2 separate regions of the Homo sapiens genome follow, and region 1 is linked to region 2. Evidence: read pairs that join two places in POLR2A ChIA-PET (ENCODE). Cell type or tissue: GM12878. All regions are shown on one strand. Each heading gives the region's core, and the rest is flanking DNA. Links, peaks and the distances in the headings are about the cores only.

What was found. Peaks named below come from ENCODE experiments on the same cell type or tissue, not always from the same donor. Only the 100,000 strongest peaks of a DNase experiment are listed, where the experiment ranks them.
Region 1: POLR2A ChIA-PET joins it to region 2 with 12 read pairs; 4 of 35 experiments call an interaction of 5 or more read pairs at or near these places.

The regions. Positions count from the first base shown.
Region 1 is chr7:33,748,675-33,751,593 of GRCh38, forward strand. No RefSeq gene overlaps it. Among named protein-coding and RNA genes, the nearest start is that of FLJ20712, 24 kb to the left of the region's middle. RefSeq lists an enhancer at 2,286-2,919. In GM12878, for the core only: no CTCF peak of the experiment used is centred there; a DNase peak (open chromatin) is centred at 1,697.
Region 2 is chr7:33,670,487-33,673,405 of GRCh38, forward strand. No RefSeq gene overlaps it. Among named protein-coding and RNA genes, the nearest start is that of FLJ20712, 54 kb to the right of the region's middle. In GM12878, for the core only: no CTCF peak of the experiment used is centred there; DNase peaks (open chromatin) are centred at 1,185 and 1,649.

The sequences.
Region 1 (2,919 bases), core at 270-2,769, 78 kb after region 2:
CCCAGGCTCTCACTTGCCCCTACGCTCATCCGCCACTTCTTGCTCCTAACCACACTGGAGGAACTGTGCTCAGATCCCTCTCTGCTGCCTTCTTGGGGCCTCCTTCAGGTAGGAAGGCCCTCTCCTCCTTCATCTTAGCTTCTCCCCTTTATTACGTCCCTTTCAGGATTCAAACACACCCTCAAGTCTTAAAAATAAACAAGAACAACAGATCAGCAAACAAACCCAGCATCAAAATCTATTCGAGAGCCCAGTGTCCCAGGCCCTTATCCTGGAACTGGCTGAGCTCCAGGACAGGAATCCAACTGATGAAAGCCTCACTCTAGGGGATCCAGAGCAGCTGGAGGAATGCGTCCCATGGCCTCGCTGCACCGGGCAGCCACTGCGGCCGTGTTGCCTGGTGGCCATCTTTGGGAAGGGGACACCCCCTCAGCAGGATGCTGCAAAGGGAGAGTTCTGAAGGCAGAATCTATAAAAAGATTCTGTCCATATAAGCTTAGTGAGTGCTTCTCAAAGTGTAGCCCATGGGCCACCTACATCAGAGTCTCCTGGGGACATCTGGCAAAAACTTTTTTGGATTCCTGGACCCCATTCTATTGAGTCACAATCTCTGGGGAGTGTCTGTAAAACCTGCATTAAAAATTTCAACTTTTGGCCGAGCGTGGTGGCTCACGCCTGTAATCCCAGCACTTTGGGAGGTCGAGGCAGGTGGATCACGAGGTCAGGAGATTGAGACCATCCTGGCCAACATGGTGAAACCCCGTCTCTACTAAAAATACAAAAAATTAGCTGGGCATGGTGGCGGGTGCCTGTAGTCACAGCTACTCGGGAGGCTGAGGCAGGAGAATGGCGTGAACCCAGGAGGCGGAGCTTGCAGTGAGCCGAGATTGAGCCTCTGCACTCTAGCCTGGGCAACAAAGCAAGACTCTGTCTCAAAAAAAAAAAAAAGCAAATAAATAAATAAATAAAAATGTTTTTTTCAACTTTTATTTTTGACTCAGGGGGTACATGTGCAGGCTTGTTACACGGGTATATTGCATGATGCTGAGGTTTGGGGTATGAATGATTCCATCACTCAAGTAGTGAGCATTGTACCTAATAGGAAGTTTTCCAGCCCACATTCCCCTTCCTCCCTCCCGCTTCTAGTAGTCTCGACTTTCTATTGTTCCCATCTTTATGTTCATGTGTCCTCAATGCTTAGTTCCCACTTATAAGTGAAAACATGTGGTATTTGGTTTTCTGTTCCTGTATTCATTTGCTTAGGATCATAATCTCCAGCTGCATTCATGTTGCTGCAAAGGACCTGATTTCATTCTTGTTTATGGTTGTGTAGTATTCCATGGTGTATATGTACTATATTTCCTTTATCTAATCCATCTTTGATGGGCACCTAGATGGATTCCATGACTTCACTATTGTGAATAGTGCTGTGATGAACATATGAGTGTGTGTGTCCTTTTGGTAGAAAAGTTTATTTTCTTTTGGGTTTATACCCAGTAATGGGATTGATGGGTCAAATGGTAGTTCTGTTTTAAGCTCTTTGAGAAAACTACAAACTACCTTCCACAGTAGCTGGCCTAACTTACATTCCCACCAGCAGTGTTTAAGTGTTCCCTTTTCTTTGCAACCTCCCCAGCCTCTGCTATTTTTTGACTTTTTAATAATAGCCATGCTGACTGGGGTGAGATAGAATCTCATTGTGGTTTTGATTTGCATTTCTGTTATGACTAGTGACAATGAGCATTTTTAAAAATATGTTTCTTGGCCACTTGTATATCTTCTTTTGAGAAGCAGCTGTTCATGTCCTTTGCCCATCTTTTTTTTTTTTTTTTTTTTTTTTTTCTGAGACGGAGTCTTGCTCTGTAGCTCAGGCTGGAGTGCAGAGGTGTGATCTCAGCTAACTGCAACCTCTGCCTCCCAGGTTCAAGCGATTCTATTGCTCCGCCTCCCATGTAGCTGGGATTACAGGTGTGCACAACCATGCCTGGCTACTTTTTGTATTTTTAGTAGAGATGGAGTTTCACTGGATGTTGACCAGGCTGGTCTCGAACTCCTGACCTCAAGTGATCTGCCCACCTTGGCCTCCCAAAATGTTGGGATTACAGGTGTGAGCTACCGCTCCCAGCCTTGCCTGTCTTTTAATGAGGTCATTTGTTTTTTGCTTGCTGATTGAAGTTCCTTACACATTCTGGATAGTAGTCCTTTATTGGATGCATAGTCTGCAAATATTTTCTCTCATTGTGCAGGTTGTCTGTTTACTTTGTTGCTATTTTCTTTTGTTGTGCAGAGCCCTTTAGTATAATTAGGTCCCACTGTTGTTTTTTTGTTTTTCTTACAATTGCTTTTGGGGACTTAGCCATAAGTTCTTTGCCAAGGCTGATGTTGAGTAGGTGAAATCTGCATTATTAACAGTTCCCTAAATTACTCTTATGTGTACAAAGCAGCCTAGACCCTGAGAGATGATTAAATGATCTTCAGAAATTCCATTCTCCTCAGAATAACATTCTGTTCTTTTCTGGAAGACAATAAAAAAGTGGAGAAGCTCAGCCTTACCTACTTCTCTCCCTGAGAACTACTAGGGGAGACCTGGGCACGTATCTTCGAAATGCACGGGCCCCCCTTGCTCTTTGATATCTGATGTTCTGGGAGAACACGTATAGGTTCTGACAATGTTTAAAACCTCCTAGTAGGGGCACAACAGTCTCTGATAACACACACATGCACACACACACACACACACACACACACATGGATTCTAAACATGCAAAAAATTCCTGTAAGGCCTGGTAGATATGATGTCAGAAAGAAAAACAATTGCAATATCTTTTGTGTACTATGTCACAGAACTGCAGCCAGGGAAGGGGTTAACATGTTATTCTCTGCAGGTAAGTTTCCTCTCTCTCTCTCTCTTTCTCAATC
Region 2 (2,919 bases), core at 93-2,592:
CAAACAGAGAAAGAGAGGTGGTGGTGGTAAGGAACATAGGGCTAGACATCACAAATACTACCTAATTTAGTTTTAGGGTTTATATTACAGAACTATGTTAGTTGGGGCTCTTCAGGCTGCAATTATGAAAATCTAACCTGACCTAAGCAAGCTTATATTCAAGTTAGGGGCTTTTATTGATTTCATGTTGGCAGCACATCATGAGTTCTAAGAACCTGGGAGGCAGCTGAGCTTCAGAAAAGGATCCTACAACTGGGACACTGAGAGCCTCCAAATCTCTGTCCTCTTGGTGTCTTTTCTCTACCTCTCCTGGGCAATTGTAGTCAAATGGTCTGTTCTTTCCTGAGGAACAGTCTTGCCCGTTTACCTATCCAGGTGGCAGAAAATGACTCTCGTAGATCTGATAGAAAATGTGTAGAAACTGATTTCCCTAGCTTGGGTCTCATTGGACCAGAGTGTGGGGGCATATAGTAGGGACAAGATGGCTCTCATGCACCTTTGAGGGTAGAGAGGAGCCATCACCTGGTATTAAGCCAGGTTGACTCATTCCAGAGGCTGAGAACCATGGCTCCCACTTATCCGAGGTGGTGGCTGAGATGAAGAGATGTTGAAGGACTTAGACATACTCAGACAGCAGTAACTGAAAGGATTAAGAATGAAACACAGATCTTGGCTTTTCATTCTGTCTACTTGAATATATATTGAATTAGATCTCATTAGGGGATCTAACGACTCATTTGAATAGATTCTGTAACAACTTTGAGAGGTAATTCTGTGTACAAGGAGAAGGAATCTAAGTGAATGACTCCCCCTACCCTCCCAAAGAGACATATCTTTTCCTATGAACATTTAATTGGTCAAAAACAAATTAAATTGAAATTGTTTCCCTACACAGTAAGCTTCCATTCAAACTCTAACATTATAAAACTGTCAGTAAAGCTTTTTATCAGTTTTGTAAGTAAGCAATCCATAGATCCCACGTTTCTTATAAATCTTAAATCTCACACCTCAGTCCTCAGGCTGGGGCTACAAGGTATCATTGCAGCTTCCTTGAAGCACCTTATGTCTCTACCAGTAGGATGTGATCTTGCTTGAGGGTCCCAGGCACTTGGAACTGTGGAATAATTTTCTTTGTGTGAAGCTGAGCTCAAACATGCTCTGTCACGCTTGATGGAGTTGTTTATGGGCTACTTCCTTTCAACCCCAACCAGCAGGCCCATGGCTGCATTTCACAAGCTATTAAAAACACGAGCACTCTCCTTTTTTGTGTGTGGTGTGTGTGGCATCTGACCATTTATTTTGAATACTACATATTTGGAAAAGCATTCAACAGAGAAAATGATGGCTTTTGGGGGATTCTGACTGTGCCCTGAGTAAACTAGACCTATAATCTGAAACATATTCACATTATGCAGGAACGAGGACCATGGTCTCTTGCCATGGTTTTTTTTTTTTTTCAATACTTGAAAGCTTCATTTCTCTGTTTTTGGGGAATTATGTTTTGATTTCTGTTTTCCATAGACAGTAACAGACAATCACCTCCCTTAATCATTCATGACCTTCCCTCACTGTTTTTATTTTGGCTCCAAAGACTTTCACTTCCTCCAAAAATACCCTCCAGACCATACAGCATTTTTCTCAGTAGCACTTAAACCAATACAGTCTTTTGTTAAACTACATTCTTACATTTTATGAAACACTTTCAGGAGCAGTTTATCATTTGATCCTCTCCTAAACCCTGTGAAATAGTTATTGTTCTCCTCTCCATCTTACAGATGAGGAAACTGAACTTCAGAGAGTTCCTGAAGGTCACACAAGGTGGGATTAGTGCCCAGGGCTTCTGTCTGCAGAGCCTGTTGTCTTTAATTTTTCTTTTCTTCCCTCCCTCCCTCCCTCCCTCCTTCCTTCCTTCCTTCCTTCCTTCCTTCCTTCCTTCCTTTCTTTCCTTCCTTCCTTCCTTCCTTCTTCCCTTCCTCCCTTCTTCCCTTCCTCTCTTTCTTTCATAATAATTTAGTACCAATAATATGGCAAATATGTCCCTGCCTCTAGAGGCTTAGTGGTTCATGGAAATCCAGTGGGATGTGTGAGGCCTTCTGGGAGGGTTAGTGCATTGGGCTTGGTTGAGGAGGCCATAGCTAACTGTGATTGTGCCTGAGAGTATCACACTTGATGTGCTGCAGAATATTCATGCTACCTTGATTACTCGCTCATGCATTCCACTAGGCCTGTTTTTTTCCCAGGTGAAAACCAAGCCGATGGCTACAGAACCTAGTGGGAGAGACTCTTTTGCCCTTCTATTTGACTCAACTGGCAATGTCTTAACCACAATATCGTGCTGATGTTAAAAGACATACTATGCTTCCATTTTTCTTTGCCTTTCCTTTGAGCTTAGTTTCAGTGACTACTGATTTTATTTCTCACTAGAAGGACAACTCGGTTGGCCTCCTTTATGTTCTAGCCAGGGGTCAACAAACATTCTTTAAAGGGAGGGCTTCAGGTGCAGGGCGAAGTGAGTGAGGCACTTGCTTTGGGTGCAACCTACAAGGAGGGGGTCAAAAACTCAGTAAACAAGATAAAGAATATCTTACTGCAATATTTTAAATAATCAAAATTAACACAAAATTCCAAGATGAAGAAAATGTCAAGATTTTAAATATGGACCAGACACTTGCAGTGCCCTGCAGAGCTATGCAGGAATGTGAGGCAAAAGGAGCAACCAGGGATACTGCCCCCTAGCTAGAGTGTTGGAATCCTACTTAGGATTTTGTCTTTATTTGGCTTCATCATTCTCCAAAGACCTCAAAACTGTCCTCACGCTCTTCCCCAGCAGATCTCCCTGGGAAATCTCTTTTCTTATGCAGAAGCTTGCCTTGCTGCTTCTGGCTACTTCCAAATTTGGAAAACCAAACTTTTGATTTC